Regions from separate parts of the Homo sapiens genome. Here region 1 is linked to region 2. A link is a contact called in ENCODE Hi-C or POLR2A ChIA-PET data. All regions are on one chromosome and are shown on one strand. Each heading gives the region's core, a stretch centred on a gene start or an enhancer-like site at or near the end of the contact. The rest is flanking DNA. Distances are from core to core; before and after follow the strand shown. Region 1 has its middle 110 kb from the start of LINC01814. Region 2 overlaps LINC00299 (long intergenic non-protein coding RNA 299).

Region 1 (5,073 bases), core at 1,121-3,620, 360 kb after region 2:
CATTAGGTGCTAACAAATCGTTAAAAGGTGGATGATTTTTTCTCGTGGTTTCTCACCCAACTCCCCCCAGCAGGCTTCCTCAAATGATTGATGGTCTCCATGGCAACCGTGGAAGTCCTGCTCACCTGAATTCCCCAACCCCGTCACTCAACCAGTTTGCAGGACAGTCGGGACTGCACTGAGCCCTCCGGGATCCCTGAACAAAGGTTATTTTGAAATAGCTTACGTGGCCAGGAGGTGAGTACTTTGTTCCTGAAACCAGGTGCTGAGATGACAAATACTTCCCCTTAACGGTTGGGGCTTCATCAGACAGGGGACCGTAGGTCTGATGTACATTAGAATAATCAGATGAATTGAAACAAGGAAGAGCATCAACCAGGCTATAGGCCTGTGAGCAATTTCTGTAGAAATGTAAGCCAAAGAAGTGATGTTAGGCTCCACAAGTAGCCATTGTTTGTAACATTTCTGCAATAGCACCACCTGAAAAAGCAGCCACTTATTGTCAGGGCTCTTAAAAAAAAAATAAATACTTCCCTAAAATCAGCGCAGCACACGTCAGTATAACGGCTGTCACCTGCTAGCTGTTTGGACCGTGCTAAAACCTTTTTCCATATTCAAAAAGGTTGTTTCAACTACATTTAAGCAGGAAAAATCAATGAGGGAAAATCACAAACTGGATCCGGCTACAAGGAGCTCAGAGAGGAGAAAATCAGGCTTTCCCAGCCTGCAGAGCTCCCTGCCAGACAAATGACAATGACAGGGACTGAAATTAAAAGAGAAGGGACACAACGCCCTTTCCACTTAACTCCAAGGGCAAGCTCTTTTGGTTTGCAGCTACATTTGCCAACCCCTCACCTAGGATTCTCCCGAGAGATATAGGAGACATTTCCAGACTCTCAAAGGAGCCCATAAAATTGCTTTAGAAATGGGACTAACCTTTTGCAAGGTGAGAAGTCTGCCTTCATTACATATCTTAGGAAAAAAAAATAACTATGAGAAGCAAGACTCGAAATCTACCACAAGAAAACACCAACAACAAACGGAATTAATAACTCTGAACACCAAAGAATGTACCTGCTCTTTCATTCAACCAGCTTTTATTAAACTATTACCTACCAGACACTGTGGGAGTTACTGGGATGTTGGGGTGTATAATTCTGGATCTGTGCCCTGGAGGAGCTTGTATGGGAAAGACAGACACTAAACAAACAGTTGCGACACCGTGGACTAGCCCTGTGCCAACAGCAGGAATGAGGTGATATGGGAGCCAATTCACCCACTTGGAGGCTCAAGAACAGGGGGATTTTGCCAGATGCAGCAGGGTGATGATAGGATTAGACAGGATGATAATGGAAGTCCAGAAATGTGAGTTACAGCCTGTAATCCCAGCACTTTGGGAGGCCGAGGCGGGTGGATCATGAGGTCAGGAGATCGAGACCATCCTGGCTAACAAGGTGAAACCCCGTCTCTACTAAAAATACAAAAAATTAGCCGGGCGCGGTGGCGGGCGCCTGTAGTCCCAGCTACTCGGGAGGCTGAGGCAGGAGAATGGCGTGAACCCGGGAAGCGGAGCTTGCAGTGAGCCGAGATTGCGCCACTGCAGTCCGCAGTCCGGCCTGGGCAACAGAGCGAGACTCCGTCTCAAAAAAAAAAAAAAAAAAAAAAAAGAAATGTGAGTTACAGCCACACCTTAAGGCACACCTCTCACTTCCTTAGTGCCCTATGAGAATGCCTGGCCCCTACGGCTGCAGAGCAGTACAAAGGTTAACGAGATGTGGGAAACCACTCAGAATTTTTATGCTAAAGTCATTACATTTGAGAGCGATTTCATATTGGCTGGACTTTGGTCTCAGTCAATATGATTTCATCTGGCACCATTTATGTTACCAACTTAAACTGGCTGCTATTTCCCCAAAAAAGTATTTCCCTAAAAATCTTCACATATATGTCTGCCTTTTCATCAATTAAGGAGTATTTACTGCACACCTCCATGTGTTCATATCCTATTTGACATCTATAAATGAATCTTAAAAAGTGCAACTAAGCAAGCGTGTATCAGTGGCATCCATCTTCTGGTTTTCCTTTTCATTTTGATTGGTTTGCTATTCAATATGTACGTGCAATTTTTTTCTTCAAGAAAGGATTCAGCCTATCACACTTGTCTGTGTTTTTGGTTTCTGTGGAAAGAGCCTAACATGCAGTGGACACCAGGATAATGGCATTTGGCAACAGAGGTCAATGCTACCTGTGGGGACTGGGGTTTCACTATCCCCAGGAAATGGACCTACATGTTAACAAGGAAAGTTTGCCATTTACCGGGCTTCTGATGGTAACAGATTTGAGAGAACTAGCTGGTGAGTGGCACCAACAAGAAGTCAGCGATCCATCCGGGGTGGCCCAGGCTCAGCCACACAAGAGAAACTGCACTGTCCTCTGCACCCACGTCTGACATTGGTCCTCCCGTGAAGCTTCATGGGGGTGAGGACCAATGCTCCAGGGAACTCCTCCAACACACAGGATCGGGCCCTCCCCCTCCTCATCTGAGTTATATCTGGGCTCTCTTTTTCTTTAAGGGGACAAAGGAGAAAGAATGCCAAGCTTACTGGTGCATTAAATGATTGAGAAATGTTTGCCATTTAAAGCTGTTTCACTTCCTGCCTGATACCACAAAGAAGCTTTTTAATGAAGTTAGCCTTTGCCTTTCTCAATGCCACTATGCGCCTGGCTTGTTTTGCCCACTTTCTGTTTTCAAAGCTAGGTATGATCAGGAAACACGTGGTTTCTATTGTTTCAAACAAGTAAATTTCAATTCAGTCAATTTAGGGGAAAAAGTCAGGGGGCGTCCAAAGGACAGGGTAGAGGGGCGGAGCATACGAGGATGGCCGAGGGGGCACAGACAGCAGGCAGCGGGGTCCAGGTCTTCACCCTGCTCTGAAGGGGCCTGGCTGCCCTAAGTCAGCCCAGGCTCCCACGGGAAGCTGAGCCCTCAGGCTTGGGGGGTACTATGGGCTCCCAGAGTAGGGCCCCCCTCATTCCACACGTGCCCTTGCTGACTAAACCCTAAGCCCCAGGGTTGGCACATGACTTTCCACAGCTACAGCCAAAAAGACAAACACCACAAATTGCTTCGTGACCCCTTGTCAAGAGTGCTCCCAAAATGAGAAAATCTATACCACAAGAGTCCTACCACTGGGACACAGCCAACTTCAGGACCAGCACGAAAGCCCTGGCCAAACCATCCTGCTGCTACTAAAGTATGAGTTGTCCATATGACTGACAGAATCTCTGGTTTAAAGTAACTGTGGCTACTGCTTCTTCAGTGCTTATGGGCATGTCGGGTACTTAGCACTTGGTGTACGCCTATTCATTTAATCTTCCCAGCATCTTGCAAGACAGGTGTCGCTATCTCTTTTTACAGATGAGGAAACAGAGACAGAAAGAAGCTAAGGAATTCCAAGGTATCTGGGTCAGCTGCTGATGCAGCCCTACCCAAGGTGTGAGAATGTAAGTCCATGCTCTGTATTACCAAGTACAGTGTTCCAGGGTTTTCTGTTCTGCCCCCACCTCCACCCCCAGCCAATACCTATGTTTGAAAAAGGCCCGTTTCTAGCAGCGTGTTCATATTTATTCATTAAGTACTTATGAAGGGTCCACTGTTGGTCAGGTCCTGGAGATAAAGAGATGAATATCATGGTATCTGTCTTCTACACGTGTACTCTCCAGTACCCTCCACGATGGTGCCACTAGCCACATGTGTCTATTGATTGCTCAAAATTTGACTAATATGAATTGAAATACGTAAAGTGTAAAATACACACCAGGCTTCAAAATCTTCTTATGAAAAAAGTGTAAAATATCTTAATCATGTTTCTATTGAATCTTATTGAATCTATGTTAAAATTATATTTTAATATATGGATTAACTAAAATCATTTTTATTTCCATGCATTTCTTTTCCTTTTTAAAACGTGGCTGCTAGATAGTTTGAAGTGACCTACGTGGCTCACGTTCCATTTTTATCGGATTGCACTGCGCTAGAGGCACATGTCTGGAGAGGAGGAGACGTGAACAGAGCTGTCCCCATGGCCCAGGCAGGCAAGGAAAGCAAAGGAAGCATGAAGGGAGGCCAGAGGAAAGCAAGGGAAATGCCACGCCTGCCTTACGAGCTCCGACAGGGAAGTCGAGCCCTCTTATCAGTGGTCTAGTTGACTGGAGAGATAATCTACCACGCTCGCCAGCCTGTTCTGGAGAGACTCAATGACAACCCTATCACGTTAGAGGACCTGGCTCAGCAGTAGAACACAGGCTGGCAGCAGAGACTGTGGGATTCAGCTCTGGACACCAGCACCAGCTCAGATGGGAGCTCTGCTGTGGTTTTCACTTTGCTCTGGCTTTATTTTTATCAAAAGTATTCCAGGCCCCAAACCTCCCTCCTTAAACTTCCAGGAGAGGTTCAAAAATCCCACCTGCCTTATTTATGTAAACCATTCCTCTCCCCTCAGCCCCTTGGCAGCTCGTGATATACACTCTTTGTTGCTTACTCAGTGTCCACTCCTCTGTCGTATCTTACTGGAAGAAGCCCATTTGGGTTCAGAAAAGCCATGGGTCCAGCAGCCCCAGGCGATGGGTCCTGATCCTCTGTCTAAGCCAGTCTTGATAATTTCACTCCTCACTGCCCAGCCTGCCCTGAAGTTAGGGGTGGGCTGTCACTCAGTTCTGACATGACACCAAGGCCAGAGACTGCTTTGGGGCCAGTGTCTAGAAAACTTTGGATTCTTGGTAAAATGAGACAGATGAGGTTCAAAATGTCTCTCCTGCCCCAAACATCTTCATTCTGCCCCAGACGTGACCACTGCAGCTCCAACAGCCATATTGCAAACAAGAGAAGAATTCTAAGAAAACTGCAGAAGGTTAGTGCTAATATCACCGAGTTTATGAACCAGCACCAGTAACCACTGACCTCCAGTCTTCCTGTTACATGAGGAAAAATAAACTCCTCATTACTTAAAAGCCATAGAGTCAAGCAGTCAGATATGCTGTTACTTGCAGCCTTTGACATATACAAACCAAATA
Region 2 (5,119 bases), core at 633-3,132:
AGCATGCCTTTCCCTCAGGCGGCCTTTGTTCCAAATACATCGTATAAGATTTGAGCAAAGCAAATATGTTTTCATGCCATGCTTGCAATTTACCTGATTTTTCATAGTAGAGAAGGTATATTAAGGGGCCTCTCTGAGGCTGTTGCTGCGCAGGTTTCTTGCTCTGTCATTTCAGGACAGCTGTTCTCATCGTTTCATGGAGACTGGATGTGTCTAGGCCCCAAACCCAAGCTTCCTCTAAGAATACTGCCAGTGTTTGCAGACAGCCTCCTCCAAGGCTGGGAAACAAAAGACAAGGAAGTGATATGAAACCACCTCTGTTACAATGATGTCCGTGCCTCTGAAATGCGTCCACGCAGAGGATCGCGCAGAGGCAGAAGGAGGCTTGGGGGGTGTGAAGGAAGAATGCAGGATGAGGACACTACATGGAGCCTGGAAAACTGACTCTGCTCAGGGCAGTCGCAGGGGGTGGCTTCAGACACAGGTTCTCCCTGGTGAGCTCAGTGTGCGCTTAAAACAGCAAAGCAGAAGGCCCGGAGCCATGGAGAAGAGATATTGGACAAGACAAAGAAAACAAACTAACAGGCAAAAACTTCAATCCTGCTCTGTCGAATCTGAGGCTATATACATGGAGGCTGGAAAAGGGAGCAGAGGAGCTCACAGTGAGAAGGGAACCAATGTTTATTCCAGCTTTGGTGCCTCCCTAACTTCGTGTGTTATGCGCCAGACATGGTAGATAGACAGATAGATATACAGTCAGACAGATGGACAGATAGTTAGATAAAAAGAAAGATAGATAGATGCAAGATTTATAGATAAATCTTATTTAACTTCTATTTAACAAACTTGGAAGGTGAGTATTAGCCCCAATTTACAGATAAAAAAACAGAAATGCAGGAGGTTGAACAGAAGAGCCCAGGAAATAGAGTGATTCCATGGTGTGCTGGGTTGAAGGGCTGCCTGAGCCATTTAGACGCGGGCTGGGTCATGTGGGTGTGTCCTTATCTACCCAGTGCTGTGGGAGGAGCATCTTTCCCTCCCCTGCGAATCCCTGCCAAGCTTCCAAGACCCCTCTCCAAAGCAGCTCCAGGCTTCCTCCAGTCCCCACTACCAACTAGAAAGAAATGCCCACACCCGCTACACGCTGAAGCAAACTTCTGAATTGTCTGGGCCTTCTGAACCTTCTGGAACTCTGGCTTGCCCACAAGGCTATCTCTCCCTGACCTACACGCAGCTGCAGGGCAGCACTTGCTCTGCGCTGAACACACATGGAGCTCTCTGGAAGCATGGACGGAATCCTCTTCCCAACATACCATTCTTCCACGTGACATGGAACAACAAGAAAATGATATAAAGCAAATCCGGGCCCACATCGCAAGATCCCAAAAGGCAGGAGGAACAGGTTGTCATTTCTTCCGAGAGTTCCCCTGTTTCAGTTTTCCCCACGCCTCTCCCAGCAGTGGAGGGCTTGTTTCCTTGTTCCTGAATCCCTGCTTTCTGAATCTATGTGAGTTCACCTGGGCACTGGAAGGAATGAAAGAAAACAGAGTCCCTGCCTGATTCAGGGAAATCTGGAAATTTCTTTTATTGATAACAAGCATAAGAACGACATCATTTGGCTGTGTTTGTACTGCTTGAAAACATTTTGCTCAGATTAGCTGTAAAAATTTCAACACCAACTGCATCGTCTATCAGAGATAGGGAAGATAAGGCGGCTCTCAAATCAGCCAGCCTTTGAGAGTTGGAAAGAACTTTGATTAAACAAAGGGAATGTCACAATGTTTCCTGAGCCACAGACTGAAATCCCATTGTCCGGTGAAAAAACGCATTCAGCACAGCCCTGCTCTTTGCCTTCAGACGTGCCTTTCCCTGTGAAGCACATTCTGACCGTGAACCTAACGAGAAATCCACAACTGTGACTAATTGTTTTCAGTCCTCATTGATTGTCAAGACTCCTGACAAAATTCTCAGAAATAGAAACTAAAATTGCTGCATATGCAAGACTTTCTCAGTGTGTCTGAGAATGCTCCCAATACAAGCCCCCTTTCTCATCTGGCTAGAGAGCTCCTCGGGGAGCAGGCACACTGCACAGAGCCCCAGAATAACCACAACGACAATTTCCTCCAGGATTAAACATTTCCTTGGTCAAGGCCAGAGGTAAATCTATGCCCCTGTGAGTGCACATAGAGGAAAACTGGAACCAACCAGGTAAAACTGGTTTTGTGAATGAATATGATTCACTGGTCCAGCTGTAAAATGAATCTCACAATGTGATTACACCATTCCAAAACAGCTGAGACCATTAAAGTTCAAACTGGCAGACTTCTACTTCTTACTGAGGGAAGAGGAGAGAGCCAAGTTTTAAACAATTACAGTTTGTCACTATAAAAGGCATGCAGGTTGCAGTGAGAGAGTGTGTGTGTTTTCAGGTAGAAGAGCCTCCCTTTGTTGCCTTCAAAAGTTCTCTATGCTTTTTAAAAGCTCATCACAGGAAGGCAGGATTGGACACCACATGGAAATCAGAATCCTCCTTCACTGATCAACGGAAAATATCACCCTATTCCGAAGTTCAATGTAAGAACACTTTCTAAGAGACGCTCAGATTCGACGTTAGGACTCCCGAACATTGTGTAAACTTTTGAATATTCAACAAACCCTTGGTTTCAGTTATGAAAGCAGTCAGGATTCCAGATTGTCAGTTGTTGGTGGTCAGTAGTGAAAAAGAAAAAAGATCTACATATACATATATAAGTGTGTGTATAGATAGATACATACTTAACTACCTATCTATCTATACACACAGTCACTAGTTAGTGACTTAACTAGATAGATATATAGTTAAGTATGTATGTATCTACACACACACAGTCATACTTAAACTCAGAGATAATCTATTTTAATAATAGTACTTTCCTTTTTCTATGAACGTGTTCATAAAGAGGAGGAATGCCAAAGAGGCTGAATCCCAACACTGATCCTTGCATGCCAGAGAGAAGGGCAAGGTACATTTATAGGAGATTTCCATTCCTGCTGCCTGGAATTCAACTAGAACATTTCATCATTATCTGAGAATTTTCATGTATGGGCCAGACACTGGGTTTGCGAAAAAATACGTGCTGAAAATGCATACTTGGAATTCTATGAGGATATCTGTGAATCACAAGTTTCACTAAAACACTTAGTCCTACAAATCATGTCTTCAGGGCATTCATTCCCCCTGCCCTGGTCGTGGATGGAAGGGTCTACCCAGGCATTGAGCAATGGGATGCTTCTGGCTGACACTGCTCAGGGGGACCTTCAGCTGCCTGAAGGGAGCCTCCTCACCTCAGAGCCCACCCAGGTCTATCCGTGAGAGGCACTGGGCAAGGGGCTGTGGGTGGAGAGGGGGTGCCTGGAAGGTAGATGGGGAGAGGAGAGTGGGTGGGAATCCACTGCTCCTCGCCATCCCTGGCGTAGCTATATTATTTATTTATTTTGTATAACAGGCTTTCCAATGGCAGGCCTTTTTTAGAAAAAAGAATTTCACGGTGTAACCAGGGTGAATTTTGGAATCTGCTGGGCTGGGTGGTTTTGTAAGCATTCGAGCTTAAATCCGTTACTGATTCATTTTAGTGTTGCCTCTAGGTATTCTGCCTTCTGCTTTTCTTAAAGCATCTTAAAAAAAAAAAAAAAAAGGCCCTTCTAACTATGATAGTCACCAAGAATGAGATTTTCAAAAGCACCTTAATGTCCTTTGATGTGCAAAGGCGGGTTAGGTGTTGAGAGCTGTCTTGCAGGACAATTCCTGCTGTGGCCATAACCTATTTTAGAACCCACTGACCTATGTCCAAAGAAGAGTAGAGGATGCATTTATTGCTGGATCTTCTTTCCTATCTGCACTTGCCAAAAATTTCAAGAATGTATCATTCTGTAATCACCAAGTTTCATCATTTTCTCTCCAGACTTTTGTACCTTCTTAGTGGTCATTTTGACAAACCTTACACAGATAAAATTATGCCACAGCTTATGAAATATATTATCTCATTCAATCTTCCATCTTATAAAAGGAAGTATCAACTATGTGGATCATTTCTCCTCCAAAATTATCACCTTAAGTATGAAAAAATTAAAAAAAGAGAAAATAAAAATTGGAACAGAATCAGACTTATTTTCTGTTATAAACTGTTGTTACTAACAGGCTGCCCAGGCACTGCTCCAACCCGGTGAGAGGCTCTCTGATGAAGTAGCGTTTCTAAGTGGCATGGACAGGCAAGACCACGTGCACAGATACCCCTCCGTGATTTCAGTCACCACCTTGCTTTTGTTGGACATACATCCAATCTGATGCTTGTTTTGTTTAATATCAGTTTTTAACATCAGACTTTGTAAAAGGTACAACAAGAAATAATGCAAATTCAGAATTTCTCCTTCCATAGATTGTCATCTATCCTCCCTCACTGATCCAGGAACAGAGTTACAAGCTACCATTATTTCCCTTTAAGAAGCTAAGTAGCTGAGCCACCAGACATTCACAGCCCTGTTTTCAGAAGTTCTCCCTCCCTGTGACGCAGCTGGAATGGGAGGCAGAGGGGATTCACGAGGTCCTTTCCTGAGACTTGGAAGCTTCCCGCCGTCAGGGTGTGGCTCATTTCTGGTCATCAGCTGCTGTTTCTGAGCAGATCCTATTAGGCTCCCAATGAAAAATGGGGTTCCTTATAGCTCACTCTCTACCAAGAAACAGCGAATCAGAGCATAATACGCAAATTGCTAATATGTCATTTTTACCATAACGTGTAGGTTTCTATTATAAGTGAGGGAAGAAAAGCAGGAAAGGGTGGAGAAGGACATGAAGCATGAGACTCATCGCCCGTCTGTCCGAGGGTGTCATTTGCTCTTCCACATGCACAGGTGCAGACAAGCCCAGTCCCAGAGGGTATGCAGTGCCTAGGATTTTGTATAATATCACTGCTACCCTTGGTAATGATCGTCGTGTTTATGATACTCACTGAATACTTACTAAATACCAGGCACTGAGCTATTTATTTCTTTTAATACAACATTTATAAGCCCTGAGATGGCTTTGAGACAGATATTGTCATTTCTATTTTAAAGATTTAAAAACATGAATCTTAGAAGACCA

The links. A loop is a pair of places that touch in the nucleus more often than their neighbours do. ChIA-PET counts read pairs that join two places held with the same protein, here RNA polymerase II (POLR2A). Pooled maps may share reads with other maps.
Region 1: a pooled map shows a loop between it and region 2 (2.3-fold over the local background). The contact joins two enhancer-like sites. A Hi-C loop is called at or near these places in 1 of 168 maps with a recorded cell type or tissue (Calu3) and 4 of 50 pooled maps. POLR2A ChIA-PET finds 5 or more read pairs at or near these places in 1 of 52 experiments (CD4-positive, alpha-beta T cell).

Annotation. Positions count from the first base shown.
Region 1 is chr2:8,475,306-8,480,378 of GRCh38, forward strand. No RefSeq gene overlaps it. Among named protein-coding and RNA genes, the nearest start is that of LINC01814, 110 kb to the right of the region's middle. RefSeq lists an enhancer at 153-322. Within about 2 kb of position 2,371, at least 12 of the 41 ENCODE cell types and tissues checked have a DNase peak (open chromatin) inside an H3K27ac peak, as active enhancers do.
Region 2 is chr2:8,118,114-8,123,232 of GRCh38, forward strand. The region is part of intron 7 of LINC00299 (long intergenic non-protein coding RNA 299); the gene reads right to left. Among named protein-coding and RNA genes, the nearest start is that of LINC00298, 140 kb to the left of the region's middle. Within about 2 kb of position 1,883, at least 9 of the 41 ENCODE cell types and tissues checked have a DNase peak (open chromatin) inside an H3K27ac peak, as active enhancers do.